Regions from separate parts of the Homo sapiens genome. Here all the other regions are linked to region 3. A link is a loop called in an ENCODE intact Hi-C map of the cell type or tissue named here. Cell type or tissue: CD4-positive, alpha-beta T cell. All regions are shown on one strand. Each heading gives the region's core, and the rest is flanking DNA. Links, peaks and the distances in the headings are about the cores only.

What was found. Hi-C counts contacts between places; a loop is a spot of excess contacts. Peaks named below come from ENCODE experiments on the same cell type or tissue, not always from the same donor. Only the 100,000 strongest peaks of a DNase experiment are listed, where the experiment ranks them.
Region 1: it touches region 3 in a loop (4-fold over the local background); 6 of 110 quality-filtered maps call a loop at or near these places.
Region 2: it touches region 3 in a loop (5-fold over the local background); 6 of 110 quality-filtered maps call a loop at or near these places.

What each region holds. Positions count from the first base shown.
Region 1 is chr14:106,708,502-106,719,506 of GRCh38, reverse strand. It overlaps IGH and IGHV1-69. Among named protein-coding and RNA genes, the nearest start is that of MIR5195, 140 kb to the left of the region's middle. In CD4-positive, alpha-beta T cell, for the core only: CTCF peaks have their summits at 1,635 and 1,835 (motif pointing right); a DNase peak (open chromatin) is centred at 4,893.
Region 2 is chr14:106,651,066-106,662,070 of GRCh38, reverse strand. LOC102724977 (a long non-coding RNA gene) reads right to left here and starts at 4,176. Exons shown (of 2, transcript XR_001751026.1): 1 at 4,136-4,176. It also overlaps IGH, the pseudogene IGHV3-63, the pseudogene GOLGA4P3 and IGHV3-64. In CD4-positive, alpha-beta T cell, for the core only: a CTCF peak has its summit at 4,397 (motif pointing right); a DNase peak (open chromatin) is centred at 4,450.
Region 3 is chr14:106,759,426-106,770,430 of GRCh38, reverse strand. It overlaps IGH and IGHV1-69D. Among named protein-coding and RNA genes, the nearest start is that of MIR5195, 86 kb to the left of the region's middle. In CD4-positive, alpha-beta T cell, for the core only: CTCF peaks have their summits at 3,663 and 5,364 (motif pointing right); DNase peaks (open chromatin) are centred at 3,350 and 5,403.

The DNA.
Region 1 (11,005 bases), core at 1,145-9,144, 50 kb after region 3:
GGTGTCTGCTGAGAGCAGCACAGTCCTCTCAAGAAATTACAGATTGGAATTTCCTCAGTAGAGCAGGAAAGGAGGCTGGCTCAGGGCTTTATAATGATTTGGTGGTGGGGTCGGCGGGGGGGGGGGGGGCGTTTCTACTCAGGAGAAGGAGCTTGTGTGATTTAAACCTCACACTGACATCACATGAGGGAGCTTCCATGATTTCTTACTAGATTTCCCATGTGTGGGGGACAAGGATGAGGGAGAATAAACCTTAATTCATCAGCATCAAGGCACCAAAAATAGGACCTGACACTTTATTCTCCCTAGCAGCTTAAGAAAATGAGTGAAAAAGAGAGATAAGAGTCCACCCATGTGCTGAAAAGCATAGCTCTTGGTAAAGACGAGAAAAAGGCACTCCTACGAAGAAGGGGTTGGGCAGAAGCTTTATGCTGAAGGGTTTGGCTAAAGAGACATAATCAACAGGTTACAGGAGGGGCTACTGATGTTCATGGAGGTGGTCCTCACACATGCATACTGAACAAACATGTCTGTAACGTATGACCCCTGTTCACTTACCAGTGGAGACTTAGCATTTAAATTCATTCCAGTCAGGCCCTATGTGCAAACAGCAGAAGCAGAGACACAAAGGTACTCAGGGTGCAGCCTCTGTGAACGGCCAGAGCCAGGCCATGGTCAGCGGTCTCGGATTAGGAGAAAGTTCCTGATATCACTGTAGTGTTCAATCAAAGCTGGGGTTATGGTTTGTGGAACAGGGGTCAGTTCATCAGGGGGTGGGCTGCAATTGTCTTCATAGTGCTTGTCTCAGTGCCGGTGCTTACTGAGCCACTAGAGAAAAAGGTTTAATTGAGCTTCTTTAAAATCAACATTTTGAATTATTTATCAGACGTTTCAAATATGTCATGTTGTTTAGATTCTATTGCTGGAGAGTTAAGGTGATATTTGGGGTTTTGTAACTCTGTTTTTTCATACTTCCTGAATTGCTTATCTGTTTGCTTTTCATTAGCTAAACTATCGCTTCTTCTTATTTTTTAATTCATTCTGATTTTGATGAATATTTAATTCCCTTTAGAATGTGAATATAATGTACATTGTGTGGGTATTTTGATTTTGGTTCTTGGTTTACTTAGTGGCAAAGACTCTGTAAGAGTTCCTTGTCTATAGATAGCCATTATTTAGTGGCTTTCTGAAATGGTGGTTTTAGTACCAAAGTACTGGACTTGTGAGTAGGCTCACTGCCCCCTGCAGGTCCTAGATAGTGGAGGCCTCAGGAACTGTTTCTCATTTGGAATGCCTTTGTTTCAGCAGATTTTGTGTTGGGTTGTTAAGTTCACCCTCCACATTAGTAGATGTCCTTACAGATTAGAGCTGACTCTGGTAGAAGCAGTTGAGTGCATGCTTGATATCTGTGCACAGGGAGAAGCTCTCTGTTGCCTCAGGCGATGGACTGGTCTATGAAATGCACAGTGACCTGAGTTCCCTGCTCAGCCCCTGAGAGGTGGACCAAGCTGGACACACATGAGCCACCGAGCCTGGCAAGCAAAAGCGCCAGCCTTGATGGAAATGGCGAGCTGAGCGGCATCTACTCAGTGTGGTTTCTTTTGTTATTAAGAGCTTTAGTGTGGTGGCTGTTTCAAATTCCCGTTGTAGTAGTAATATACTGGGTATGTGAGCAGGCCCGTGGTCTTTTGCGGGGTTGGAATCACCGAAGTAATGAGAAGCTAATCTCATTTTCAACTGCTGTACACTGGTGGTATTGAGTTTGTATGAGGTCATGCAGTTTGAACGTCAGGCCAGTAGGTGGTGCTCGCAGGTAAGAGCCGGCTATGGTGGCAGCAGAAGGGTTTATGCTTTACTGGTGATTAAAGTGGGAAACTTGGCGTGTTCCAGATCTTAGAGAAAAGATTTTTAGTTATTTCTCATTCAACCTGATACTACCTGAAAGTCTCTCGAATGTAACTTTTATTTTGTCGAGATGGGTTCTTTCTATACCCATTTTTTATGTTTTTTTTGTGAAAGGATGTTGTTTCATCAAATGCGTTTTCAGCATCAATTGAAAAAAGTTATATGTGGATTAAAGATCAAAATGTAAAACCTAACACTATAAAACCTCTGGATAATAACATAGGAAACAGAATTTAGGAGGTAAGAACTGACAAAGGTTTTATAATGAAAATGCTAGAAGTAGTTGCAACAAAATTGAAAATTGACAAATGGGACCTAAGTAAATTAAAGAACTTCTGTACAGCAAAAGACACTATCGACAGAGTAAACAGGCAACCTACAGAATGGGAAATAAAATATTTGCAGCCTATACATCTGACAAAGGTCCGACACTTAGTATATACATGGAAATTTAACAAACATACAAGAAATAAAAAGTGACCAAAGGACATGAAAAGACACTTCAAAAAAGACCTACATGTGGCCAACAAGCATAGGAAAAAATGCTGAATATCACTATCATTAGAGAAATACATATCAAAACCTCAATGAGGTACCGTCTCACATCAGTCAGGATGGCTAATCTTAAAAAAAAAATAACAGATTTTTAAGGTTACAGAAAAAAGGGGAAATTTATACACTTTTGGCGGGAATATAAATGAGTTCAACCATTGTGGAAAGCAGTGTGGTGATCCCTCCAATAACCTAAAACAGAAGTTTCATTTGACCCAACAATCCTACAACTGGACATATACCTAAAGGAATATAAACATGTAGGTTCACTGCAGCACTATCCACAATAGCATAGACATGGAATTTACCTAAATCCCCATCACTGGCAGAATGATAGAGAAAAATGTGGTACATACAACCATGGAATACTATGCAGCTAAGGAAAGAATGAAACTATGTCCTTTGTAGGAACATGATGGAACTGGCAGTCAATACTCTTAGAAAACTAATTCAGGAACAGAAAACCAGATATTATATATTCTCCCTTATTTGTTGGAGATAAATAAAAGCAAATATTCTTCCAGGGCCTGAGTCTTCCTTATTCAACAAGTCATTCTAAATTAAGTGTTCAGCAAGTTGCTGATACTCATCTAAATATTCTATTTCATCTGGGCCACTTACATCACTCAAAAAGCAATGAGAGCTATATTTCTAAGGGGGGTTCTAGGATAATAAATACCTGAATAGTGAGAATATGAAGGATATGGAAACTGGGCCACTTATATCACTCAAAAAGGAATGAGAGCTATATTTATAAGGGGGGTTCTAGGATAATAAATACCTGAATAGTGAGAATATGAAGGATATGGAAACTGGGCCACTTATATCACTCAAAAAGCAATGAAAGCTATATTTACAAGGGGGGTTCTAGGATAATAAATATCTGAATAGTGAGAATATGAAGGATATGGATGGTTTTTTTTTAACTCAATGGGCACATAACTGTGGGAGATACTATATTCCTATGAAGAAGGTATTCAGACTTCAGAGATAAGTAATGTTTCCTACATTGTGCTTGTGACTTGGAAGCAGTGGATTGAAGAGTGTGATAAGTGCCCAGACCAAGCAGAACAGAAATCAGCATGTAAAGATGATGATCTATGGATATGATCTAAAACCATGTAAATACTTCAAATAATTCTATTTAATGCAGTTTGAAATAAAACACAAACTTATTCAAAATACAAATTACTTGGTAATTATTTTGGGAGCTATGAGTTCACCAAGAAACTCAAATTCCTATTTCTATTTCAACCCCTGATTCCTACTGTCAATGGGAGGGAAGTCTCAGAACCAATCACACATCAGACGGCAAATCTGTCAACCAAGAGTCTTTCCACTGAAGGACCTGGGAGGTCAGGACCCTCAGGAAAGTGCTGGGGACCCTGTCTTGGGAGTGCCCAGCAGATCTCAGAACTCTCCATGGGTCCTGCTGGACACTCATGTAGGGTAACGAGTGGCCACCTTTTCAGTGTTACCAGTGAGCTCTGAGTGTTCCTAATGGGACCAGGATGGGTCTAGGTGCCTGCTCAATGTCAGAGACAGCAATGGTCCCACAAAAAACCCAGGTAATCTTTAGGCCAATAAAATGTGGGTTCACAGTGAGGAGTGCATCCTGGGGTTGGGGTTTGTTCTGCAGCGGGAAGAGCGCTGTGCACAGAAAGCTTAGAAATGGGGCAAGAGATGCTTTTCCTCAGGCAGGATTTAGGGCTTGGTCTCTCAGCATCCCACACTTGTACAGCTGATGTGGCATCTGTGTTTTCTTTCTCATCCTAGATCAGGCTTTGAGCTGTGAAATACCCTGCCTCATGCATATGCAAATAACCTGAGGTCTTCTGAGATAAATATAGATATATTGGTGCCCTGAGAGCATCACATAACAACCACATTCCTCCTCTGAAGAAGCCCCTGGGAGCACAGCTCATCACCATGGACTGGACCTGGAGGTTCCTCTTTGTGGTGGCAGCAGCTACAGGTAAGGGGCTTCCTAGTCCTAAGGCTGAGGAAGGGATCCTGGTTTAGTTAAAGAGGATTTTATTCACCCCTGTGTCCTCTCCACAGGTGTCCAGTCCCAGGTGCAGCTGGTGCAGTCTGGGGCTGAGGTGAAGAAGCCTGGGTCCTCGGTGAAGGTCTCCTGCAAGGCTTCTGGAGGCACCTTCAGCAGCTATGCTATCAGCTGGGTGCGACAGGCCCCTGGACAAGGGCTTGAGTGGATGGGAGGGATCATCCCTATCTTTGGTACAGCAAACTACGCACAGAAGTTCCAGGGCAGAGTCACGATTACCGCGGACAAATCCACGAGCACAGCCTACATGGAGCTGAGCAGCCTGAGATCTGAGGACACGGCCGTGTATTACTGTGCGAGAGACACAGTGTGAAAACCCACATCCTGAGAGTGTCAGAAACCCTGAGGGAGAAGGCAGCTGTGCCGGGCTGAGGAGATGACAGGGGTTATTAGGTTTAAGGCTGTTTACAAAATGGGTTATATATTTGAGAAAAAAAGAACAGTAGAAACAAGTACATACTCTAATTTTAAGATAAATATTCCATTCAAGAGTCGTAATATAAGCCAAATTCACAGAGTGGAAAAGGCCACACTCTATAACGTTGATACAAACATTCCATGAAGGTGCTACTGTGAACAAGTTTTCAAATTGGATGAATACATGATTTGGAGCAAGGTTATTTGATCATGTGGTGAGACTAAGAATGATTCTTAAAAAGTGCCAAAAGTTTCCTTCAAATGTTTCTGTCACTCCTTATCATAAAGTTTATTTTACAGCAGTTTTAGGATTACAAAGAAATTGCACAGGAGGCGTGAGAATTCCCATGACTCCCTGCCCTACACAGGCACAGCCTCCTCCACTACGACCATCCTGCACCGCAGTCACAAATCAGTTACAATGGAGGAATCTCCAAGGACGCTTGGTTCTTTCTTTTTCTGGTGATCTCCTAATATAACAAGCCTAAGTATCTCAAGATTCCACGGTTTTTTCAGTGTTTTCTAGAACTGATATTAGTCAGAGGGAAAGTGGGTAAGGCTATTACTATTTGAACTCTTTCTTCCAAAATCCACAAAATATATATTAATTTAGAGCTTATCTTACTTCTGGTTTACAATGCTCCTTCCCAGAGAGTAAGATTTTTAAGCTTTTAGAGGCCAGTTCATGTCTCTAAAAGACCAGAAAGTTCTGGGGAATCCCATAATGAACATCCTTTCATTGGAATTGGAGACCCTGGCAATGAGAGATTCCATGTATAATGCCCTAGAGTTGGATTAGGTGCACTGTGAGCTCTTGGGTGGTGAGTCTGAGTAAGGTGGTTTGTGCAGCAAATGCAAACACATTCATGGGACCCAGGTAGGAACAAAAGCTTCCCTCTGCAAAGGGAGTGTGCACCTGAAGCAGCCCTCACAGAGGTGGGCACTGCTTGCCCTTGATGAGTGCACATTAGCCAGAGGCATGATCATGATTGGTCTTGCAGATAAAGAGCACCACTGAGGTCATAGGTTATGAAAATGTTTGTCATCCTCCAGCTGAGCAAGTCCATCTGCTTGTTTGTGGGTGTCAACTCCATAGAGGGTGCACTTTGGGAGATGACAAGATGCGCACAAACCTGCTCTCACTAATTATCCACTACCACACACTCAAGACCAACCTGTGCTCCGGAAAGGAATACGTGCCTGTGGAAATAGACAGAGCTTAAGTATTTTGTAACCTGGTGAACATACTGCCCAAAGCCACACGTTTCAGGAAGATTAGCTCAGAAATGTTCACCAATTGACTGAAGGGCAGTGGTGGGTGAGGTGATGGGACAGCCTCAGGGCTGCACATGAGGAGGGCTCCCTCCCCCATGCAGGCTTTTCCTCCAGGAGCTGCATCAGGACCTCAAGGAAGATCAGGGAGAATTCTGAGAACACCCTTCTGTGGAGCTGCCTAGAGAAGAAGAATAAATATGAAAAAATACAACTCTGAGTAATGCATGGATATTTGTTCATGAAAACTCTCTCTGAAAGCTTGTGAAGGTCTCGAAATACCCCTGATTAGCTGAAGACAAACATTTAAACCCTCCTTCCACAGGGAGTTCAAGCAGGCTGGATGTGTCCTTCTATGGATGATCTTCCCCAACCCCTTCCTCTTCCCAGCTCATCCCTGGCTCTCTGTGTAAACAGTTCTCATCAGTGGAATGTGGTTGATGAAGTGACGTCTTCAATTTCCTCATCTTCTTGGTGGTCATGTTATTTTTTTTCATCTGAGGGTTAAAAACTCACCTGCATGCAGCACATGACAGGCTAAAATCTCTTGTGGACAAAACGGTAACAAAGGCACCCACCAGGGTTGAGCATCCGTGTTGCTGACAACGACCACCAGGGGTCAACGTCCTCTTCACAATCCTGTGTCAGAGCATCACTGGAATGATTTCATTAGCAACTTCCCAGGAGAATCAGCTTAAAAAATACTTGTCCCATTTTCCATGCAGATATAACCCATCCCTTTTCCTGAAGAAACAGAGCTCAATACTAAATACACTGAATGTTGTTTTTGCTGGTTTTGTAAGTTTGTGACTTTATCACTTTCTAATTTCTGAGTTAGGTGGACCACTCTACATATTTCTCTCATGGGTGTGACCAGCCTTCTGGATGTCAAATATAACTGACTTTGTTCGTGTAAATGTCAACACAAGCTCTTCATGGTTTCGGTGCTCACTGACTACTCTAAACTTACACAATGTGTTTCTTTATTAGCTTTGTTTTCTGGTATCTCTACGTGGCTTATTCATCACGCCCATTTTATGTTACTTGTACAGGTAATTGATTGTTATTTTTAAAATTTACTATTGCTTACTTTAATTAAATAAGTAGGCAATAGCTTAGAATAGAAAATAAGGTAAAGTAAAAGTACATGCAGTAATATTTAATATAAGTAAGCAGGCAGCTGAAAGCAAGGGAAATCTACTCTGCTGTGTAAAAGGGTATGGAGACCTCACAGTATGATGATCTTCTGCAGTTTAATCCATACTGCTACATAAGTGACAACGTCCACTCTGTTTATATCAGAGCTTCCCCTAATATGTACAATGAAGACTGAGCCCAGGTACCTCCAACCAGAATGGCCAGCACCTTTTACCAAGTGCCTGAACTGACAGCAATAGAGATCACGTTTGTCTAAAAAAAAACTCACACTGTAAGGATACCCACCAGTCATATGGAGACAATTAGAAAAAATTAAAGCCCAAGCCTGATAGGTAGTAATTTGTACTTAGAAGAATTAACTTTTATCTCCACATGTTTTTTTTTTAATCATAGAGAAACTACTAGTGGTAGTTCCACTGTCCAAGTTACTGAATATCTTATTCCTAGAATGAGACACTGCACAATGTGTTCTGACACGACAGAACGTAGCTGTAGTTAAGGGACAGGAGATGTGATCACGGGAACACGAGTCTGCGATCCAGCAGTTCTTGCTCCTTCACATTTGCCCAGAAACAAAGACCCCAGCAGAACAATGGAAGCATTGACTTAGGTCTCCACAGTCTGATGTGAGATAAACAGCAGGTAGTTTATGCCTCTGTTTTATAGCAGGAAATTTAATCTCTAAAGAAGGGCCATTTTGGAGATAATACTATTCTCCAGGATGCTTAAATGCCCCCAAACAGAGAGCACTGCAGAGCCCCGTGGCCAGGAGCTACAACACCTGGGTCTGGAAACCACTGGACAGAAATATGAGATTCTCTTACCACATGTATGATGGAACCTTGAAGAATGTTTCCTTCCTTCTCCATAATCACAGCCTGCGATGAACTGGAGGTCCCAGTACATAAAAAAACATGTGTCTGCATTGGATACAGAATTAGTCCCATAAAATAATTGTGCTACTGTGGTGCTCACACTGTTGGACCAGCTGACCAAGAAAGTGTTGTAAGAGCTGCAGTGTCTACTGATTCCTACCATATTTGGGGCTACATTCACATCTATCAAGGGAAAGAGAGATAAGAAAATCTCTCTAGGCCGGGCGCGGTGGCTCACGCCTGTAATCCCAGCACTTTGCGGGGCCAAGGTGGGCGGATCACGAGGTCAGGAGATCCGGACCATCCTGGCCAACATGGTGAAACCTCCATCTCTCCTAAAAATACAAAAAATTAGCTGGGCGTGGTGGTGGGCGCCTGTAGTCCCAGCTACTCGGGAGGCTGAGGCAGGAGAATGGCATGAACCTGGGAGGCGTAGCTTGCAGTGAGCCGAGATTGTGCCACTTCAACTCCAGCCTGGGGGACAGAGCTAGACTCCATAAAAGAAAGAAAGAAGAAAGAAAGAAAGAGAGAGAGAGAGAAAGAAAAATAAAGAAAGAAAGAAAGAAAGAAGAAAGAAAGAAAGAGAAAGAAAGAAAGAAAGAAAGAAAGAAAGAAAGAAAGAAAGAAAGAAAGAAAGAAAGAAAGAAAGAAAGGAAGAAAGAAAGAGAAAGAAAGAAAGAAAAAGGAAATCTGGCCTAGTCTATTGATTTATTTTCATTTCTTCAAAATGAGGTAAAAAAATCGCATCAACTAAAATGCGGACGATGATGAAGTGATCAAAGACAACAGCCACTCAGTGTTTCAGGTGTGTTTTAACCCAAAGTCACACAACATGTGAGAAGCTGAACTCCGGAGCCAGGGGCATCTCTGAGGAGAATGTGGAAGGTGGGCGGGAGGAAACAGTGATTCATGTCTAGGGAAATTTCAGGGCTGCCTGCTCTAGGGGAAAGGAAAGCCTGAGCCTCTCCCACAGTGTGCTCTGTTAAAAATTTTGGCTGACTTATTGTATTCTTCGACACAAATATTTTTGTTTCGTCCTCTTTTAAATTTTTTTATCTCTATTAAAATTCTCACTTTGTTCTTGCATGCTGCCACTAGCTTATTAAACATGTTTCTAATATTTACTTCAAATTTTCTGCCAGGACATCCATATGTTTTTTTATTCATTGATGCCAGATTCTGGACCTCTATGTTGTCTGTCTGTTTGGACCATGTTCCCGTGTTTCTTCATTTTCCTTGACGGTCTTTCTTGCTATCCGTTCATCATAACAAACAGCTCTTTGCTCATCATAACAAAGAGCCACACTCTTCCAAGCCTAGGCTCATAGAGACAACCCTCACCAATCACTCCATCAGTGATTGCGGATCTCTCAAAACTTCATAATGACTTCATAATATTCCAACTTCTGTCTCTGTTCTTAGTGGCCCCCAGGTTTAGAGAACGTTGGGTTGTGCCAGGACTCCCAAATAGGAGAGGTAGAAACTATATACTCAAGTAGCCTCTTGAACAGTGTACCATTAGACACAGTTTTATTATTGAGGTATGATTCATCAAAATAATGTTAGTTCAAGCGCCTCTCAACCAGTCATCTAACATTGAAATGTTATAATTTCTTATTTGGATCTCTCTGGAGTTTATCTTTTGAATATTTAGGTAAAATTACAAACTAGTATAAAGCTATTTGGCAAAATTATCTGCTGCAGAAGTTTCATCTTCTGTGTATCTCTTTTTGCACTTAAATATGTTTTTATTAGTCATGTATCCAGAATATAGAAATATGTCTTAAAGTTCCTTCATTTTTTTAAGGTTATGGGGTTTTCAGAAGAGGTGAGAACCTTCTTTATTTATAAAATACCTGATTCCACATTGCTGGATAGTTTCTTCTTTAATTTGTCTCCTCCTCTCACATTATACTATATTAAGCAAGGAGAAATCAAAACACACCATCCACACTTTGCTTAGAAATCCCCAAAGCTAAATTTTAAGTATCACTTACTAATTCTAATTTTACCCATTGTAACTTAATTAACATGAAATCTATAACAAGGTTACACATACTTTCCCGTTCTAATACCATGTTCGTGACAGAAACAAAGCAGGTGTCTTCTCTGCAATGTGGTCATCTGAGGTCTGAGATGAGGGGTCACACAGGTATTTTATAATATTTAAGGGTTTGGACAACAGTAGTGATAACAATTCTGAACAGCACTGGCTCCTAATTGAAAGGTTATAGGTAAATTTAATGCTGCAATTTTATATTAACACCTTGTCCGAATGAAGCTCAGAGGAAGATGCCACATCCCAGGTCACACAGTGAGGAGGAATGGAGCTGTGCTCTGCTCTCCACACCACCTACAAATCCCAGGCCCCAGCCCAGGTTCCACTGGCGCACGGCACCTAGAGCACAGTTCCCAGGGGATGATCTCAGGGCACCTGCTTCCTCGGGCAGGGCGCTGCCTTCTCTCAGTTGTGCACTTGCTCCTCCTGCAGGTTCTGTAGTGAGCACTTGCATTGCCGTGATTTATACATGTTCTCTCCCCTAATATGGAAAAAATATTTATTAAATTTTCAACTCATTTTCTCTGATGCACACTGCATTAGCAGAAAGGAATAAATCACATTCCTTATCCTCCCATAAAGCCAAAGATTCCCGAAGACAGAGCTGATGTGATGTACTCATAGGTGGATCTCTGCCCCTCAAGGGAGGCCTTGGTCTTCAAGTTTCAGTAATTCTAGGAAGCGAAGGACACCTACATCTCC
Region 2 (11,005 bases), core at 968-8,967, 110 kb after region 3:
GTGTGTGCATGTGTGTGTGTGTGTGTGTACACGTGTGTTTTAATTTTTGTGGGCTTTGAGCCATGTAGTTCTCTCTGTGGACATACTATTTGGCGTGATCTTTGAATAGAGAATTCTGAAAGAAATAAGAGGCTCCTATGAGTTCTCTGAAAGTTTCTGGACTCACCATGGATCTTGACTGTGTCATTGCATCTGACAGTCCCAGGGAACAGACTCTCTGGTGGTTTCAAAGAATCTGTGCTTGGGCTCCCCCTGCAGTTTACTGGGTACAGTAATGTTAAATCACTGTTTCGAGAGACAATTTCGAAAGCATTAGATGCTGCTGAGAGAGGATTGTGAACCAGGGGACAGCCCCTTCATTCTGGGGGAGCGACATTGGGAGAATATGCTCTGTGAGCCCAAACAGCATCCTCCCCTGCCGGGTGAGGGCAGAGCTGCAGGACAGGCCCAGAAACCACTCAACACAGATGTCAGCCCTGGAGCAGCTGCAGAGGAGTCTGAGGAGAAAATTTTACCAGCATCTGAATTACACTTATTTCAAAACAAAAATGCAATTAAAAAGTTAAAATAAGTAATTAATGTCCAGGCACAGTGGCTTACACCTATAATCCCAGAAATTTGGGAGGCTGAGGTGGGAAGATTTCCAGGAGTTTGAGATCAGTCTGTGAAACATAGTGAGGCTTCATCTTTACTTTTGAAAATAAAATAAAATAAAACATAAATAATTTAGCAAAAACTACCGATGTGTCTTCCATATCCCATCGTACTTAGAGCATTGATGTAACCCAATGAGTCAATGAGAACCAAATTTGAAAGGAGAAAATTTTAGAGTTTTCAGATATCTTAAGAGTTGGAAGATGTAGAACAAAACTAATTTTATCAATTCAATGTGTGCAAACATGGAGAGACACACTCATGCCAGTAGTTCAACTTGCAAAGGGCAAAAACCAAAAAAGTTTGAAGTTGCTAGTGATCCATTTGTAGGTGAGATCATTTTGAGGATCATGTCCTGTGAGAGGCTGTTTCTCTATTAGAGGAGTTCTGTGCTCATGAAGTGCTGGACATGCTAGGGGACAAATATCAGTAAACAAACATCAGAACTTGAATGTCAGCTTCCCCCTGCTGCATTCTCCGTGTGTCATCTCTCTGTTATTTCTCATGCTAGATCAGGTCTTTAGCTATGAAATATTCCACCTAATTTACATGTCAATAGCTTGAAGTCTACTGAGTTTAATTCATATTTTTTCTATATGTTACAGTTACAGTTTGTCCACAAGGACAAGGTTTGTCCACAAGTTTGTCCACAAGGTTACAGTTTGTCCACAAGGACTCAATCATAGAAGTGCAGAGTCCTTTTCGGGCCACATTTAATTCACTTTATCAGTGCCCTTCAGTATGTGGTTCCTGAGAATTTCACATGACAACACATTTACCACACTGGAATTTAAGCAATCCAACACATGTTTGTAGCTTTATCTTGTAATAGGCTGTATTTCATATGGCAGCCTCTGCTTCAGTTTAGCTAACACTATGGCTTTGTTTCTCTCTACAAGAACTTGTTTCTCCCAAGATTTCCATGTTTGTGAAAGGAAAAGAAATCTCTGGGACCCCCAAATCACTAAGCCAAAGGGAAAAGTCAAGCTGAAAACTGCTTGGGGCAAACCCACCTCCATTCTTTCCCTAAAATGATAGCTACTAACTGTCAGGCCTCTGAGCCCAAGATAAGCCATCATATCCCCTGTGACCTGCACATACACATCCAGATGGCCGGTTCCTGCCTTAATGGATGACATTCCACCACAAAAGAAGTGAAAATGGCCTATTCCTGCCTTAACTGATGATACTATCTTGTGAAATTCCTTCTCCTGGCTCATCCTGGCTCAAAAGCTCCCCTACTGAGCACCTTGTGACCCCCTCTCCTGCCCGCCAGAGAACAACCCCCCTTTTTCCTTTACCTACCCAAATCCTATAAAACGGCCCCACCCCTATCTCCCTTCGCTGACTCTCTTTTCAGACTCAGCCCGCCTGCCCCCAGGTGAAATAAACAGCTTTATTGCTCACACAAAGCCTGTTTGGTGGTCTCTTCACATGGACACGAGTGAAACTAAGGTTTTAAAAAACTACATACCTCCTTCAAAATTTGACCACAAGGAAAAACCTTGTGGACCAACAACAGACAGAGTCATTTCTCTGCTCACATAAGTCAAATGCCTATCTGATTGCCACCATTTCTCTATTGTTTTGCTAAGCCAGACTAAGGCCTACGTGACTATTCCTGTAAATTGTGCATTCAGTTAAAGGCTAATCAGAAACTCAAGAGAATGCAAGCATTTGTCTCAAACCTACCTGTGATCTGGACGCTCTCTCCCCACTTCAGAAAGTCCTGCCTTTCTGAACCAAACCAATGTACATCTTACATATATTGATTACTGTCCCATGTCTCCCTAAATTGCATAAAATCAAGCTGTGTCCCACCACCTTGGGCATATATCGTCAGGACTCCCTGAGGCGGTGTCACTGCCATGTCCTTAATCTTGGAATACGAACTTCCTAAATCTATTGAGATTAGTCTCAGGTACTCTTTGGATTACAGGTTTGTTTTTTATTTCATAACTTCAATTATCTGAAATACTAAACAAAATTTGCCAAATTGTACATTCTCTTGTTACTGTTGTTGCAAAAAATATATTTATGTAACTTATATATAATTTATCATCTATGTGTGTTACCAAGCTGAGTAGCAGATTTATTAGTAAGACTTAGAGAGAGTAATGAAAAATTCAAATGCCAGTTAGTAACTTAATAGAAAAACAAATTATGCTACATTTGTTTGCTGAAATGCTACCCATTATTTGTAAGAAATAAACACATGCAACATAAAAGATTTAATTCTCAGTATTTCTATTGAGAAAAATAATCCAAATACATAAGAGCATATACTATATTTTTTCATTCTTATAAATTCTAGAATATAAAAGCTAGTCAAAAGACATGTGAAAACATCAGTAGATTTATAAAGAAATGGTAGAAGAAGGGAAGGAGAAAAACCAAAAAAATATAAAAGAGCAAGAGGAATGCTGAGGGGAGTTGACTTGTCACCTTCTTAAAAATAGAGATTTTATTTTTCAAAGTTTACTATTGTACAGAATAAATATGTGAATTTTCTTATCTGTCAATTAAACCTCATAAAATTTATTACAAAAAAACTGAAATTTTAGACAAAAAGAGGGTGATAGGAAGGAACAAATAAATATGTTAAATGTCAAATATACCTAAAAATTTATTTGTCTGACCCCTAGTTTTCTCCGTATTTTTAGGTAAATGCAGCAAAATCACACAGGTTGTCGTGGCAGGAAGTGGATTCTGCAAACCACACTAGGCCCGTTTATCTCTGTCCTAGAGTTGGTTAAAAGAGCAACTGAGGCCAGCTGTGAGGAGCATAGGCCCGGGTACTAGGACTCACTCATGCCAGATATAAGCCCTTAGACACATACATAGCCCCTCCATGTGTGGGTTCACTTTTACATCTGTACATGAAGAAACCACTGATTCCTAAATAACATAATTTATACACATAGGTAAAAATAATTAAAAATGTGATAGTTATTAAGTGTTTATCACACAACAATTTCACAATAAAACAGCATTTTCCCAAATGTAATCATTGTCATCGAAATCCCCAAGGACACTCTCATCTGCCCTGGGCCCTGCCCTCTCCTCAGGCATCTCACCCCAGAGCTTGCTATATAGTAGGAGACATGCAAATAGGTCCCTCCCTCTCCTGATGAAAACCAGCCCAGCCCTGACTCCGCAGCTCTGGGAGAGGAGCCCCCGCCCTGGGATTCCCAGGTGTTTTCATTTGGTGATCAGCACTGAACACAGAAGAGTCATGATGGAGTTTGGGCTGAGCTGGGTTTTCCTTGTTGCTATTTTTAAAGGTGATTCATGAGGAAATAGAGATATTGAGTGTGAGTGGACATGAGTGAGAGAAACAGTGGATTTGTGTGGCAGTTTCTGACCTTGGTGTCTCTGTGTTTGCAGGTGTCCAGTGTGAGGTGCAGCTGGTGGAGTCTGGGGAAGGCTTGGTCCAGCCTGGGGGGTCCCTGAGACTCTCCTGTGCAGCCTCTGGATTCACCTTCAGTAGCTATGCTATGCACTGGGTCCGCCAGGCTCCAGGGAAGGGACTGGAATATGTTTCAGCTATTAGTAGTAATGGGGGTAGCACATATTATGCAGACTCTGTGAAGGGCAGATTCACCATCTCCAGAGACAATTCCAAGAACACGCTGTATCTTCAAATGGGCAGCCTGAGAGCTGAGGACATGGCTGTGTATTACTGTGCGAGAGACACAGTGAGGAGAAGTTAATGTGGGACCATGCAGAAACCTCCCTGCGGGAACGCTGGGGAAAGTCATCTGCAGGGGGCGCTCAGGAGCCACTGATCAGAGTCAGCCCCAGCGGCAGGTGCAGATGAAGGCTGATTTCCTGTCACGATGTGGGACTTCATCTTCTTAAAGTTTCTCTACTGAACCTAAGTTCGGAATTCTGTGATTACTAGGGTCATTTCTACATATTTTTAAAATGATTGTTTTAATATGAAAACCTATTCTCCTATGCAGAAAATGCAGATTGATCCTCACAGAGGAGATGAAAAGTTCTCAACCATGGTCACCACTGTCAGAGTCCTGAGGAAGCTCAGGGCTTCCTGGTGAGTCTTCTCCAGTCAGACTGAGGACAGGAACTCCAGAAAGAATCCTGACTAGAACTGAGGTATTGCTCCTCACAAGAGAACTCAAGCTGCGGGGGGTCTGTTCCTGCAGACCCCTGACCCGGTGGCGGATGAATAAAACGTACACTGACACACAGATATTCTGTTTTGCCAGTTCAGCTGAGGGTCCGAGGCAACTTACAGACTCCAAGAAGAATCCTGTAAAGAACGGCAGCAGTGGCCCTGAGCAGCTCGCACTCCAGGCGTGTATTGAGTATAGAATTAACAACAGAAGCTCTGACAACACACTTGTGGATAATTAACATGGTTAAGAGAGTAGTTCTACGAATGATTAAAGCTCAGGGACTGCGGTCTAAAGTAAATACCATTAGGGGGCAATACCCTGGTTAGTTAATGGAGGTAGGGTAACCAGACTTAACTGGGGAGGCCTCTATTGTCCCTAGTATTTACCCTATGCCTAACGCTCTAAGGTAAGAACTGGCCGCCTTCAGCCTGTTCAATTATTACAAGCTATGTAACCTTTCGGCCTTCTAAAAAGGTATATGACTATTCCCTATAACTTTCCTTAATATTCCCCTTTAATATTTCCGCCACCATCCTGAGTGAATCCCAGCAAGAACAGTCTTTGGGGATTCTGATTACAGAAAAAAGAGAGGCTGGGCCAGGGTCAGTGTCATGTAGAACCTCACAGGTTTCTCGTAGGACCCTTCTCCTGACACTGAAGAATGCAAATCAGAATCAATACTGATCTGGAGCTTCTTTTCCTAATTCATTTACTGTCTTTTTTAGATGTTGTTCTCATTTTTCCATTTGCTTTTCCTGCTTTCCGAAAAAGGAAGATGTTTTTGCTGTGGTCAAAATTCCAGACCTCAAGCCCTTTTCTTGGCGCTCAGGTGGGTCTCAGGCTGTGGCTGCTGCAGTCACGCAGGAGAGTCTGGTGGGACTTTCTTCACTCTTCGTCACTCAGGACCCTCCACTGTGTTGCATGGAGACTCATCTGGAAATGCAAGTTGCCAGTGGGAACTGAAGGGACAAGCTTGTCTGGTTAATGTGGGATGTGGATGTGTTTCTAATCCTGTTCTGAAAAACCGTCACACAGTAACGTTCTTCACTAGTGGAGAAGGAAGTGGGTGTGAACGTTGTCAGAATAAAAATGGAGCCACGTGTGTTATAATCTTTACAGGCGAAGCTGGAAGAGGTCATGAATAGAGGGTTCTCATGCACACATCCCTGATAACAAGAATTACCCTAAAAATACTCTGCACAACCACAATCTTGAACAAAGGCTACCACAACAATAAGAGAATTAATACTGAGGGGATATCTGCCCTGCAACTCCCTGTTCAGCCTTAAACTGATTCTACCCTTGTTATTGATTCTTCTACCCCAGGATAATTGTCTCAAAATAGCTCAGGTAATCTTCTCATTTATCCTTCAGACACTTGTCTTTCTTTACCAACCTAAATGTGACCATGGATAATCCCATTGCAATGCTCATTTTCAAATAAATACGATTTGATTTTGGAGAATCTCTTTCTCTCTGATGTTTAGGTTTGACAAGCTGCAGAGGGACACACCACTTTCCTGTGAGATGTAGGGGATGACAGTTTTGGGGGATGGCTGGAAACGTGCAGTATCCTTAGGGTCAGCCATCAGTAAATGCAGGCTGGAAATCTTAGAAAGATCTCAAGCTGCTTAATCACCACGGAGTTTTACCTTCTCCAGATCTGTTCTGATGGAATCAGGGCCAAGTTTGTTATTGATGATAATCTACCTAATATTGAGTCAACTGATCACAGTTTTAATAACATCTATTTAAAAATTCACACCTGGATTAGTGTTTGATCAAATAACTACAAAGTATTGCCCAACCAAGCATACCATCAGGCAGACTGTTACCCACAGAGAAAAACATTGAACATGAGTTTGAGGTTCTCACATTGTTAAAGGTGTAAAACCGATTATGTTTAAATTATGCTATTTTTATTATTGTTATTGAGTTGTAGATGTTTCATTTACATTTTGGATATTAACGCTTTTTCAGATTCATGGCATATTATCCAATTCTGTGAGTTGGAATTATTTTGTTACTTTGCGGAATCTTTTTTTAAATCTAGTCCCACTTGTCCAATTCTGTGTTTTTTTATTTGTTTGAATGTAAAATCCAGAAAAAGATTGCTAATTTTTTGAGGGTTGGGAGTTTTACAATTGCACGTGTTTCATTTAAGTATTTAATGCATTTAGAATTAATTTTTTTGTTTATTCTAACCTAAAATTCTTAATTCTTTGCATGTAAATATCCAATTTTCATAACACGCTCTTTGGAAGACACTATAATTTAGCAATTATATATTGATGGTTCTCACGCTGAAAGTCAGCTGGCCATCAATATGTGGGTTTATATCTAAGCTCTCTGTATGAATTTATGCGAATGCCATTCTGATTTATTACTGTATGTTTCTAATAAATGTTGAGGCCTGGAAGTGTAATACCTCAAGCTTTATTCTTGCCTTGTTACAGATATTAGACCAAAATATTCTAAAATTTTACTATTGAGTATAATAATAGCTGTGGCTTTTCTTAATTGGTTTCATTATGTACAAGTTGTTTTCTTGTCTTCCTACTTTGTTCAGAGTTTTTATAATGAAATCCTGAATTTTTTTCAAGTGTTTTCTGTGTCTGATGAAATGTTACTGAGATATTTTTTCTTTAGTTTTTTAATTAATCAACTGAATTGATTGATTTGAGAATGTCAAATCATCTGTGCATCTCAGAATAAATTTGAGTTGATCATGGTGTATGGTCTTCTATAAAATCTTTAGAATTTATTTTACTATTGTTGGGGGGTTAATTTATGTCTACTAATGATATTGGTCTATGATTTTCTTTTATTGTGGTGCCTTTGTCTATTACTGGTAGTACTCTAACGGTAGCCTCATAGAAAGAGTTTGGAAGGTGTGTTGCAGACTACCTTTAAAATAGATTTTATCAGTGGAGAAACGGTGATAGTTTTTTTCTTCAGTTTTCTGTTGGGAAGAGTTTTGTTTGTTTGTTTGTTTTTTGTTTTTTTGTTTTGTTTTGTTTGTTTTTTGAGACAGAATCTCGCTCTGTTGCCCAGGCTGGAGTGCAGTGGCAGAATCTCGGCTCACTGCAAGCTCCGCCTCCTGGGTTCATGCCATTCTCCTGCCTCAGCCCCCAAGTAGCTGGGACTACAGGCGCCTGCCACCACGCCTGGCTAACTTTTTGTATTTTTAGTAGAGATGGGGTTTCACCGTGTTAGCCAGAATGGTCTCGATCTCCTGACCTCGTGATCCGCCCGCCTCGGCCTCCCAAGGGAAGAGTTTTATGTTGTTTAAAAGATATTCTGAATAACTTAACCTGCTTAATGGGCTTACATAATATTCCTTTCTTCCATTCTTTTTAAAGAACTGCTTACCTTTCCTAATTATTTTTAGGGTGATTTTTTTCATAAAGATTGTGCAATACATTTTGAGGTGAGACTTAGTGGATTTTTTCTAATGAATTAGAAATAATAAATCACTTAATTGACTATTGTATTAAGGTTGATTTGTTGAATATTTGCTAAAGGCCAGTTCTTTAAGCTGTGCCATGTACTAAATCCCTAACCGACTATTTTATTCAGGTTGGTTTGTTGAATATTTGTTAGAGACCAGTTCTTTACACTATGGCATGTAATAAATTCCAAATGGCAGTACGTCATTGTTTACTTAGCTTTTGTGCTTATATTTTTCAGAGGAAAAAAAATACTGTAAATTGTAAATACCCAATACCTAACAGTATTGTATGCAAATCTGTGACTGTTGGCAGTGTCATCTCTGAGAAACAGATAAAGTTTATTTACTATATATAAAAAAAGAGTTTGGAAGGTGGACTCCTCACCAATTTTTGAAAGAGTTAGAGAAGCATTAGCATTAATTCTTTAAATGTTAAGACTAATTTTATGATGTAACATATAACCTATCATGGAGAATGTTCAATGGGTGCTTGAGAAGGATGTGTATTACATGGCTCTTGGTTGGAAGGTTCTGTAAATGTCTTTCAGGTAAATTTGTTCAATACTGTTGTTCAAGTTCAGAGGCTTATTAAGAATTTTCTTTCTGGATTTGCTATACATTATTCTAAGTGAGGTATTAAGGTTTTCCCTTATTTTTATATAGTTTTCTATTTCTCTCTATATATATATCTTAAAGTTTGCTTAATGCATTTATATTTGTATTTGTACTGTGTAAAAAGTAAAATAAAATAATAATTGCTTAGTGAGTTTCATGGCACAATCACGTTATGAATAATCATATTTTCCCAAATGCTGTCATTGCCACTAACTCCTCCAGATACATGGTATATTATCCAATTCTGTGAGTTGGAATTATTTCGTTGCTTTGCAGAATCTTTTTTTGTTAATCTAGTTCCACTTGTTCAATTATGCTCCTCCGGGAGTCTCACATCTGCTCTGGGCACTGCCTTCTTCTCAGGCATCCCACACTGGAGCTTGCTATAGAGGAGGAGGCATGAAAACAGGGCCCTCCCTCTACTGGTGAAAACAAGCCCAGACCTGGCCCTGCAGCTCTGGGAGAAGAGCCACAGCACTGGGATTCCCAGGGGTTTCCATGTGGTAATCAGGGCTGAACACAGAGCTCACTATGGGGTTTGAGCTAACCAGAATTTTTCTTGTTGCTATTTTAAAAGGTGACTCATAGAGAAATAGAGTGAGTGAGAGTGAGTGGATATAAGTGAGAAAAACAGTAGATGTGTTTGGCAGTTTCTGACCAGGACGTTTGTGTATTTTCAGGTGTTCAGTGTGAGGTGGAGCTGATAGAGTCCATAGAGGGCCTGAGACAACTTGGGAAGTTCCTGAGACTCTCCTGTGTAGCCTCTGGATTCACCTTCAGTAGCTACTGAATGAGCTGGGTCAATGAGACTCTAGGGAAGGGGCTGGAGGGAGTAATAGATGTAAAATATGATGGAAGTCAGATATACCATGCAGACTCTGTGAAGGGCAGATTCACCATCTCCAAAGACAATGCTAAGAACTCACCGTATCTGCAAACGAACAGTCTGAGAGCTGAGGACATGACCATGCATGGCTGTACATAAGGTTCCAAGTGAGGAAACATCGGTGTGAGTCCAGACACAAAATTTCCTGCAGAAAGAAGAAAGGATTCTGGGCCGAAGGGGACACTCAGCACTCACAAAACAGGTGGAGCCCCAGGGCAGGTACAGAAAAGCAGTCAAGGGCTGCTGTCCTTCAGGATCTGTGCTTTCCTCTGCATGTAGCAGTTCCCCTCGAATCCTCTGCACTTTTATGTTTCTGTGCCCACCATGAGGTCCCTGGATTACAAAACTTTAATTTAAAAGAGGAAACATTCTTATATGTCCCAAAAACAAAAGTAAGTATTAGAGGCACAAAAGTGCACAGGCGGCCAGGTGAGGCTGTAGACACTGCCACCCCGCAATGCCAGTCTCACAACTAGCACTGGAGAGTAGTGGGCATTCAGTGGAGCTTCCTACCTATCCTGTGGTCCGAGCTAAGTCCAGCAAGGCCATTGGTGCCTTCCAGAGCACAGTAGTCCATCAGGAATCTCCCATGTGTCCCAGCAGCAGCCTTGCCTCAGTATCTCCACTGTGCACAGCCATTGTCTGGGAGGAGCTCCCAGGATGAGTGTCTTTGGCACACACCAGGTGGCGGGTGTTAGAGTGCAGTACAGCAGCTGGCTGCCTGGTCTATTGGGCTCCCTGATGTTGGAGGGATTTGAGGTGCATTCTCAGGCCCAGCACCCTCTTTGTGAATTTTTATATAAAAACCCTGATTTTACTTCATTTTCTCAGATGACATAGATAACTAAAAACAGAATCTGCAAAGAAATTGTAATTTTCAACTTTACCCCAAATTCATTGTTTCTTAATTCTGTGCAAGATCCAAACATATTTTTGCCTTCCACATGAGAAATTGTTCTGTTTAAACTGAAATCATTTTTTCTCATATTCTTTCTTTTTGCCCAAGTACAGAGATCTTGTTGAAAATAAGTTGGGTTCTTTCCACACACTAACCCTCACCTCCCCTAGAGAAAGAGCAGAGATTGTCCTCACTCTGAGTCTAGGGGAGGAGCTGTTCCTGTACAATTCAGAGCCTGCAGAGACCCCCAGGTGCAGCTTCAGTGAGTCAGACATTTCTCCATGTGGGCGACCTCCAGTGCCTGTGACTGCTTCTCAGGCCTAATTGTGGGTTAAGAATTAGGACACTCTTTAAGTTATCAC
Region 3 (11,005 bases), core at 2,053-10,052:
GAGCCTTGTTTTCCTCCCTCTTCTTTACTAATAAATGGCATGTCCCCTGTTAGTGGTTCATGCAAGCAGAAGCTGTATCCTGTTTGACAAAGATTCAGCATGAAAGGTCCTGCTACCTAAAAAAAAATAGACAGATGAGACTTAATTAACCTAAATAATTTTTTTCACAACAACAGAGTGAATACGCAATTTACAGAATGACAGAAAACTTTTGCACACTTTGCCTGTGACAGGGAACTAATATGAAGAATTTGCAAGGAACTCAAACAACTCTACAACAACAACAGCAACAAGAACCAAATAACTCCGTTAAAATGAGCAAAGGACATGAGTAGACATTTTCAAAAGAACACATAGAAATGGATAATAAATATATAAACAATACTCAACATCACTAACCATCAGGGAAATGCAAATTAAAACCACAATAAGATATCATCTTCCACCAGTCACAATGACTATTACTAAAAACTCAAATAATATCAGATGTTGCTGAGGATGGGAAATGAAGGCAACTCTTAGACATTGTTGATGAGGATGTAGATGAGTACAACCTCTGTGGAAAATGGTATGGAGATTTCCCAGAAAACTAGAAATAGAACTGTCATTTGGTCCAGCAATCCCACTACTGGGTAACTACCCAAAGGAAAATAAACTATTATTTCAAAAAGATACCCACCTTCTATGCTTACCATAAAACTACTCTCAATAGCACATATGTCAAACTGAGTGTCTGCCAACCGATGATTTTATAAAAGAATATAGCATGTATGCACAATTCAATACTAGTCAGCCACAATAAGGAATGAAACTGTGTCTTTTGCAGCAAGATGCATAGAAGTGGGGGACAATATAATTAGTGAACTAACTCACAAACAGAATGTCACATGTCACACATTATTACTTGTAAGTGGGAGGTAAACAGCGTGTACACAAGGATTTGTAGAGAGAAATTACACACATTGGAGACTTACAAGGATGGGCGGGCAGAAGGTGGGAGCATGATGAGTCATTACATAACAGGCACAATATAAAATAATTAAGAATTGACCAATGATCTTAAAATTAAAATGTAGAATATGATCAATAAATGAACTTGATATTAGTTGACCTCATTAAATTTAAAAACTTTTTCTACTCAAATGACTGTAAGAAAATGAATGCCCGGTTACAGATGAGAAACTGTTTGCGAGTCAAATAACCACCAATGTAACTATAATAAGAAACTTCAGAACTCAACTGTGAATAAAAAAGAAACAACTGATGGATAAATTAGGCAAGGGTTTCTACAGACATTTCGTCAAAGAAGATGTGCAGATGACACTGAAGCATATAAACAGGATCTCAACAGGATTTTCCGTTAGAGAAATTCAAATCAAGCCCGCAAAGAGACACCACTGTACACTTTTTAAAATGGCTGAAATTAAGAAGAAATACAGATAACATCAATGCTGGTGAGCATACCAGGTTGCTAGAGGCTAAAACATTGCTAACAGGAATGCAAAATGAAACAGATACTCAGGAAAATAATTTTTAGTTTTCTCTAAAATCAAACATACCCTTAACACCTGAATATTTGCATCAGAGAAAAACAATCTTACATTCACGCATAACTTCTATTCAAATATTCAAGATATCGTGTGTATGTGTGTTAGAAAGTAAAAATAACATAAATGTCTCAAAATTTGAATAGGTGAAGAACTAGGAAGCATCTATAAATTGAATACCACCAGCAATAAAAAAATAACAAGTGACCGATACATAAACTATTACAGGTGAACTCCAGACATTGTGCTAAGTGAGAGAAGCCAGTCTCAAAGATCAAAGGGACACAGCTGTAAGCACCACGGTCATCCTCAGGTGTCAGTGGTTTGGGCTGGACTTTCTGTGTCTCTTTCCTGACCAGACCCAGATATTGAGCTCCACCACTTGCAGATGGAAAATCCTATTTTCAACCATGCAGTGAGGTTTGAACTGCTTCACAGACTGAACGAAACAAACACGGGCTCCTTTGAACAGCGTCCGGCATTTGTTCCAACCACAAGAGAACGTCCCTCAGCTCTCCCACCTCCTCGGTTCTCTCCTGCAAGCCAGCAGCCCTGCAGTTTAGCCTGCATCTCCCGTGCATCCACCCATCTCCCTCCAAGCACCTTCCCCCACACCCTCCACTGTTTCTGAGAGCACAGGCAGGCTTTGAACTTTTCCGCATTCTGTTGTTATTGAAGTTAGGATGTTTAGGACCAACTTAAGGATCATATTTTATGACTGAATTCCAGTGCCCCTTCTCTCCTGGGACAGAGTGCATAACCAAGTTTCTGCAGGTGGAGACGAAGTTGAGCTTTTTTCTTCCTCAGCCTAGGAGATGAGCGCTAATTGGAGGGTTGGGCAGAAGCTTCCCACCATCCCAGCACTTTGGTTCTGGTGGGGCGGAATCGGTGCCATAGGGCAGAGCTAGAAACCGCGGACTGAATGTTCCCAGTGGCACTGGACCCAGGGCAGAGCCTCCATCCACGAGTGGGGCTCTATGGAAGAAGTGAGTCTCTGGCTCTCAGTAGCTCTCGTCCAGCACTGAACCTCAGCATCATGTGCTGTGTGCAGGGTCAGAGGGCCAACGTACTGGCCCCTGGGAAAGCGTTTCCTCTGGTGGGAGTTGGTAGAAGGTGTCCTGTCTTCTTGGCTGCATCTGTCCGCAGTGGAGTTTACATCATGCTGAGCTGGGATGTGGAAGGAAGGAAGAGCATCTTAGATCAAATATGATGACTGGCCTTACTGAGTTTTCTAGATTTTCCTGAATAAATGTTTCTTCACTCACTGTGTGCTGTTAGAGTCTTTCCAAACCTGTAATTTCCCAAAATAATTTTCACTGGTCTCATGAGGGCATGGATTCATTGAGCCCCTCATGCTGTCAAAGAGAAATAGAACTGTTTTTTTTTTTCACTTCATAGCGAACATCCATGGGTTATCAAATAATGGGCTGGCTTTTCTTCCAACACTTTACAGACACCATCAATTTTCTTCTTGCTTATAAGGTTTTAACCAGAAGAATGCTGTCATGGTCTTTTCTGTTCTTTTGGAAGGAATGCCCCCTCTACTCACCTCCACTTGTCTGCCTGTATTTCTATTTGTCTTTGGTTTTCAACAATTTTAATAAGATTTACCTAAATGTGTGTGGGGGGAGCATGGGGTGTTATTCTGCTGTTCTGTGTTCTCTGAGATGCATGGATTCACCATTTACTCTGTCTCCATTTTTGTGAAAACAATTAGAAAAAAAGTCAGTATGAGCCCAGAAACAAGCCTCCCTGAAGTGGGCACAGGACCACCTGGGGGCGCTCAGGACCCACTGAACACAAGAGCCAGCCCCAGGGCAGGTGCAGATGCGGGTTAAGTTCTGGTTTCCTGTCAACCCTGTGGCTTCCTCTCCATAAAACAGTTTCCTTTGTGGCATATCTCTGGATTCCTTATCCTGTTCTTCCTGTGAAGTCTCTGAAGAAGAAACATTTGTCGTAACAAGAGAAAAACTTTCTCACATGCACCAAAGGCAGAGTCACCTACAGTCACTTACTCCTGTTTCTCAATGTCAATAAGTTACCAATGCTTCTGAAGTTAATCAGCTAAATCTATAAAAGGTGCGGTGTTTAACTCAGCATTACAGCCCAGCTCAACAGAACTCCAAAGGTCAGCCAGCAGCAGCCAGGAAAAAGTGCATGCTGGGCATTGGGGCAGAGGGAGTTACCATCCAGTGCAAGTAGCCTTATAATTAGGTGAACTTCGGAATTTAATCTTCAGTTGTGTTAAATAAAAAAAAAAAACACAATCTACAATTTAGGAAAGTGAGAGTTTATTTTTATCAAGGGTTACAGCCATCCCATATCCTGGAAAGCATAGCTCTTGGTAAAGACGAGAGAAAGGCACTCCCAGGAAGAAGGGGTTGGGCAGAAGCTTTATGCTGAAGGGTTTGGCTAAACAGACATAATCAACAGGTTACAGGAGGGGCTATAGATGTTCATGGAGGTGGTCCTGACACATGCATACTGAACAAACATGTCTGTAACATATGACCCCTGTTCACTTACCAGTGGAGCCTTAGCATTTAAATTCATTCCAGTGAGGCCCTATGTGCAAACAGCACAAGCAGAGACACAAAGGCACTCAGTGTGCAGCTTCTGTAAACGGCCAGAGCCAGGCCATGGTCAGTGGTCTTGGATCAGGAGAAAGTTCCTGATATCACTCTAGTGTTCAATCAAAGCTGGGGTTATGGTTTGCGGAACAGGGGGTCAGTTCATCAGGGGGTGGGCTGCAATTGTCTTCATAGTGCTTGTCTCAGTGCCGGTGCTTACTGAGCCACTAGAGAAAAAGGTTTAATTGAGCTTCTTTAAAATCAACATTTTGAATGATTTATCAGACATTTCAAATATGTCATGTTGTTTAGATTCTATTGCTGGAGAGTTAAGGTGATATTTGGGGTTTTGTGACTCTGTTTTTTCATACTTCCTGAATTGCTTATCTGTTTGCTTTTCATTAGCTAAACTATCGCTTCTTCTTATTTTTTAATTCATTCTGATTTTGATGAATATTTAATTCCCTTTAGAATGTGAATATAATGTACATTGTGTGGGTATTTTGATTTTGGTTCTTGGTTTACTTAGTGGCAAAGACTCTGTAAGAGTTCCTTGTCTATAGATAGCCATTATTTAGTGGCTTTCTGAAATGGTGGTTTTAGTACCAAAGTACTGGACTTGTGAGTAGGCTCACTGCCCGCTGCAGGTCCTAGATAGTGGAGGCCTCAGGAACTGTTTCTCATTTGGAATGCCTTTGTTTCAGCAGATTTTGTGTTGGGTTGTTAAGTTCACCCTCCACATTAGTAGATGTCTTACAGATTAGAGCTGACTCTGGTAGAAGCAGTTGAGTACATGCTTGATATCTGTGCACAGGGAGAAGCTCTCTGTTGCCTCAGGCGATGGACTGGTCTATGAAATGCACAGTGACCTGAGTTCCCTGCTCAGCCCCTGAGAGGTGGACCAAGCTGGACACACATGAGCCACCGAGCCTGGCAAGCAAAAGCGCCAGCCTTGATGGAAATGGCGAGCTGAGGGGCATCTACTCAGTGTGGTTTCTTTTGTTATTAAGAGCTTTAGTGTGGTGGCTTTTTCAAATTCCCGTTGTAGTGGTAATATACTGGGTATGTGAGCAGGCCCGTGGTCTTTTGCGGGGTTGGAATCACCGAAGTAATGAGAAGCTAATCTCATTTTCAACTGCTGTACACTGGTGGTATTGAGTTTGTATGAGGTCATGCAGTTTGAACGTCAGGCCAGTAGGTGGTGCTCGCAGGTAAGAGCCGGCTATGGTGGCAGCAGAAGGGTTTATGCTTTACCGGTGGTTAAAGTGGGAAACTTGTCGTGTTCCAGATCTTAGAGAAAAGACTTTTAGTTATTTCTCATTCAACCTGATACTACCTGAAAGTCTCTCGAATGTAACTTTTATTTTGTCGCGATGGGTTCTTTCTATACCCATTTTTTATGGTTTTTTTATGAAAGGATGTTGTTTCATCAAATGCGTTTTCAGCATCAATTGAAAAAAATTATATGTTGATTAAAGATCAAAATGTATAACCTAACACTATAAAACCTCTGGATAATAACCTAGGAAACAGAATTTAGGAGGTAAGAACTGACAAAGGTTTTATAATGAAAATGCTAGAAGTAGTTGCAACAAAATTGAAAATTGACAAATGGGACCTAAGTAAATTAAAGAGCTTCTGTACAGCAAAAGATACTATCAACAGAGAAAACAGGCAACCTACAGAATGGGAAATAAAATATTTGCAGCCTATACATCTGACAAAGGTCCGATACTTAGTATATACATGGAAATTTAACAAACATTCAAGAAATAAAAAGTGACCAAAGGACATGAAAAGACACTTCAAAAAAGACCTACATGTGGCCAACAAGCATAGGAAAAAGTGCTGAATATCACTATCATTAGAGAAATACATATCAAAACCTCAATGAGGTACCGTCTCACATCAGTCAGGATGGCTAATCTTAAAAAAAAAATAACAGATTTTTAAGGTTACAGAAAAAAGGGGAAATTTATACACTTCTGGCGGGAATATAAATGAGTTCAACCATTGTGGAAAGCAGTGTGGTGATCCCTCCAATAACCTAAAACAGAAGTTTCATTTGACCCAACAATCCTACAACTGGACATATACCTAAAGGAATATAAACATGTAGGTTCACTGCAGCACTATCCACAATAGCATAGACATGGAATTTACCTAAATCCCCATCACTGGCAGAATGATAGAGAAAAATGTGGTACATACAACCATGGAATACTATGCAGCTAAGGAAAGAATGAAACTATGTCCTTTGTAGGAACATGATGGAACTGGCAGTCAATACTCTTAGAAAACTAATTCAGGAACAGAAAACCAGATATTATATATTCTCCCTTATTTGTTGGAGATAAATAAAAGCAAATATTCTTCCAGGGCCTGAGTCTTCCTTATTCAACAAGTCATTCTAAATTAAGTGTTCAGCAAGTTGCTGATACTCATCTAAATATTCTATTTCATCTGGGCCACTTACATCACTCAAAAAGCAATGAGAGCTATATTTCTAAGGGGGGTTCTAGGATAATAAATACCTGAATAGTGAGAATATGAAGGATATGGAAACTGGGCCACTTATATCACTCAAAAAGGAATGAGAGCTATATTTATAAGGGGGGTTCTAGGATAATAAATACCTGAATAGTGAGAATATGAAGGATATGGAAACTGGGCCACTTATATCACTCAAAAAGCAAGGAGAGCTATATTTCTAAGTGGGGTTCTAGGATAATAAATATCTGAATAGTGAGAATATGAAGGATATGGATGGTTTTTTTTTAATTCAATGGGCACATAACTGTGGGAGACACTATATTCCTATGAAGAAGGTATTCAGACTTCAGAGATAAGTAAAGTTTCCTACGTTGTGTTTGTGACTTGGAAGCAGTGGATTGAAGAGTGTGATAGGTGCCCAGACCAAGCGGAACAGAAATCAACATGTAAAGATGATGATCTATGGATATGATCTAAAACCATGAAAATACTTCAAATAATTCTATTTAATGCAGTTTGAAATAAAACACAAACTTATTCAAAATACAAATTACTTGGTAATTATTTTGGGAGCTATGAGTTCATCAAGAAACTCAAATTCCTATTTCTACTTCAACCCCTGATTCCTACTGTCAATGGGAGGGAAGTCTCAGAACCAATCACACATCAGACGGCAAATCTGTCAACCAAGAGTCTTTCCCTTGAAGGCCTGGGAGGTCAGGACCCTCAGGAAAGTGCTGGGGACTCTGTCTTGGGAGTGTCCAGCAGATCTCAGAACTCTCCATGGGTCCTGCTGGACACTCATGTAGGGTAACGAGTGGCCACCTTTTCAGTGTTACCAGTGAGCTCTGAGTGTTCCTAATGGGACCAGGATGGGTCTAGGTGCCTGCTCAATGTCAGAGACAGCAATGGTCCCACAAAAAACCCAGGTAATCTTTAGGCCAATAAAATGTGGGTTCACAGTGAGGAGTGCATCCTGGGGTTGGGGTTTGTTCTGCAGCGGGAAGAGCGCTGTGCACAGAAAGCTTAGAAATGGGGCAAGAGATGCTTTTCCTCAGGCAGGATTTAGGGCTTGGTCTCTCAGCATCCCACACTTGTACAGCTGATGTGGCATCTGTGTTTTCTTTCTCATCGTAGATCAGGCTTTGAGCTGTGAAATACCCTGCCTCATGCATATGCAAATAACCTGAGGTCTTCTGAGATAAATATAGATATATTGGTGCCCTGAGAGCATCACATAACAACCACATTCCTCCTCTAAAGAAGCCCCTGGGAGCACAGCTCATCACCATGGACTGGACCTGGAGGTTCCTCTTTGTGGTGGCAGCAGCTACAGGTAAGGGGCTTCCTAGTCCTAAGGCTGAGGAAGGGATCCTGGTTTAGTTAAAGAGGATTTTATTCACCCCTGTGTCCTCTCCACAGGTGTCCAGTCCCAGGTGCAGCTGGTGCAGTCTGGGGCTGAGGTGAAGAAGCCTGGGTCCTCGGTGAAGGTCTCCTGCAAGGCTTCTGGAGGCACCTTCAGCAGCTATGCTATCAGCTGGGTGCGACAGGCCCCTGGACAAGGGCTTGAGTGGATGGGAGGGATCATCCCTATCTTTGGTACAGCAAACTACGCACAGAAGTTCCAGGGCAGAGTCACGATTACCGCGGACGAATCCACGAGCACAGCCTACATGGAGCTGAGCAGCCTGAGATCTGAGGACACGGCCGTGTATTACTGTGCGAGAGACACAGTGTGAAAACCCACATCCTGAGAGTGTCAGAAACCCTGAGGGAGAAGGCAGCTGTGCCGGGCTGAGGAGATGACAGGGTTTATTAGGTTTAAGGCTGTTTACAAAATGGGTTATATATTTGAGAAAAAAAGAACAGTAGAAACAAGTACATACTCCTCTAATTTTAAGATAATTATTCCATTCAAGAGTCGTAATATAAGCCAGATTCACAGAGTGGAAAAGGCCACACTCTATAAAGTTGATACAAACATTCCATGAAGGTGCTACTGTGAACAAGTTTTCAAATTGGATGAATACATGATTTGGAGCAAGGTTATTTGATCATGTGGTGAGACTAAGAATGATTCTTAAAAAGTGCCAAAAGTTTCCTTCAAATGTTTCTGTCACTCCTTATCATAAAGTTTATTTTACAGCAGTTTTAGGATTACAAAGAAATTGCACAGGAGGCGTGAGAATTCCCATGACTCCCTGCCCTACACAGGCACAGCCTCCTCCACTACGACCATCCTGCACCGCAGTCACAAATCAGTTACAATGGAGGAATCTCCAAGGACGCTTGGTTCTTTCTTTTTCTGGTGATCTCCTAATATAACAAGCCTAAGTATCTCAAGATTCCACGGTTTTTTCAGTGTTTTCTAGAACTGATATTAGTCAGAGGGAAAGTGGGTAAGGCTATTACTATTTGAACTCTTTCTTCCAAAATCCACAAAATATATATTAATTTAGAGCTTATCTTACTTCTGGTTTACAATGCTCCTTCCCAGACAGTAAGATTTTTTTAAGCTTTTAGAGGCCAGTTCATGTCTCTAAAAGACCAGAAAGTTCTGGGGAATCCCATAATGAACATCCTTTCATGAGAATTGGAGACCCTGGCAATGAGAGACTCCATGTATAATGCCCTAGAGTTGGATTAGATGCTCTGTAAGCTCTTGGGTGGTGAGTCTGAGTAAGGGGGTTTGTGCAGCAAACGCAAACACATGCATGGGACCCAGGTAGGAACAAAAGCTTCCCTCTACAAAGGGAGTGTGCACCTGAAGCAGCCCTCACAGAGGTGGGCACTGCTCACCCTTGATGAGTGCACATTAGCCAGAGGCATGATCATGATTGGTCTTGCAGACAAAGAGCACCACTGAGGTCATAGGTTATGAAAATGTTTGTCATCCTCCAGCTGAGCAAGTCCATCTGCTTGTTTGTGGGTGTCAACTCCATGGAGGGTGCACTTTGGGAGATGACAAGATGCACACAAACCTCCTCTCACTAATTATCCACTACCACACACTCAAAACAACCCTGTGCTCCAGAAAGGGATACGTGCCTGCCGAAACAAACAGAGCTTAAGGGTTTTATTACCTGGTAAATATACTGCCCAAAGCCACACGTTTCAGGAAGATTAGCTCAGAAATGTTCACCAATTGACTGAAGGGCAGTGGCGGGTGAGGTGATGGGACAGCCTCAGGGCTGCACATGAGGAGGGCTCCCTCCCCCATGCAGGCTTTTCTCCAGGAGCTTCACCAGGAACTCAAGGGGGATCAGGGAGAATTCTGAGAACACCCTACTGTGGAGCTGCCTAGAGAGGAAGAATAAATGATGAAAAATAAAACTCTGAGTAACGTATGGGCATTTGTTAATGAAAACTGTTTTTCTGAAAGCTTGTGAAGGTCTTGAAATGCCCCTGAGTAGCTGAGGGCAAATATTTAAACCCTCCTTCCACAGGGAGTTCAAGCAGGCTGGATGTGTCCTTCTATGGATGATCTTCCCCAACCCCTTCCTCTTCCCAGATCATCCCTGGCTCTCTGTGTAAACAGTTCTCATCAGTGTAATGTGATTGATGAAGTGAGGTCTTCAATTTCCTCATCTTCTTGGTGGTCATGTTATTTTTTTTCATCTGAGGGTTAAAAACTCACCTGCATGCAGCACGTGACAGCCTAAAATCTCTTGTGGACAAAACAGTAACAAAGGCACCCACGAGGGTTGAGCACCCGTGTTGCTGACAGCGACAACCAGGGGTCAACGTCCTCTCCAAAATCCTGTGTCAGAGCATCACTGGAATGATTTCATTAGCAACTTCCCAGGAGAATCAGCTTAAAAAATACTTGTCCCATTTTCCATGCAGATATAACCCATCCCTTTTCCTGAAGAAACAGAGCTCAATACTAAATACACTGAATGTTGTTTTTGCTGGTTTTGTAAGTTTGTGACTTTATCACTTTCTAATTTCTGAGTTAGGTGGACCACTCTACATATTTCTCTCATGGGTGTGACCAGCCTTCTGGATGTCAAATATAACTGACTTTGTTCGTGTAAATGTCAACACAAGCTCTTCATGGTTTCGGTGCTCACTGACTACTCTAAACTTACACATGTGTTTCTTTATTAGCTTTGTTTTCTGGTGTCTCTACTTGGCTTATTCATCATGTCCATTTTGTGTTATTTCTACAGGTAATGATTGTTATTTTTAAAATTTACTGTTGCTTACTTTAATTAAATAAGAAGGCAATAGCTTAGAATAGAAAACAAGGTAAAGTAAAAGTACATGCAGTAATATTTAATATAAGTAAGCAGGCAGCTGAAAGCAAGGGAAATCTACTCTGCTGTGTAAAAGGGTATGGAGACCTCATAGTATGATGATCTTCTGCAGTTTAATCCATACTGCTACATAAGT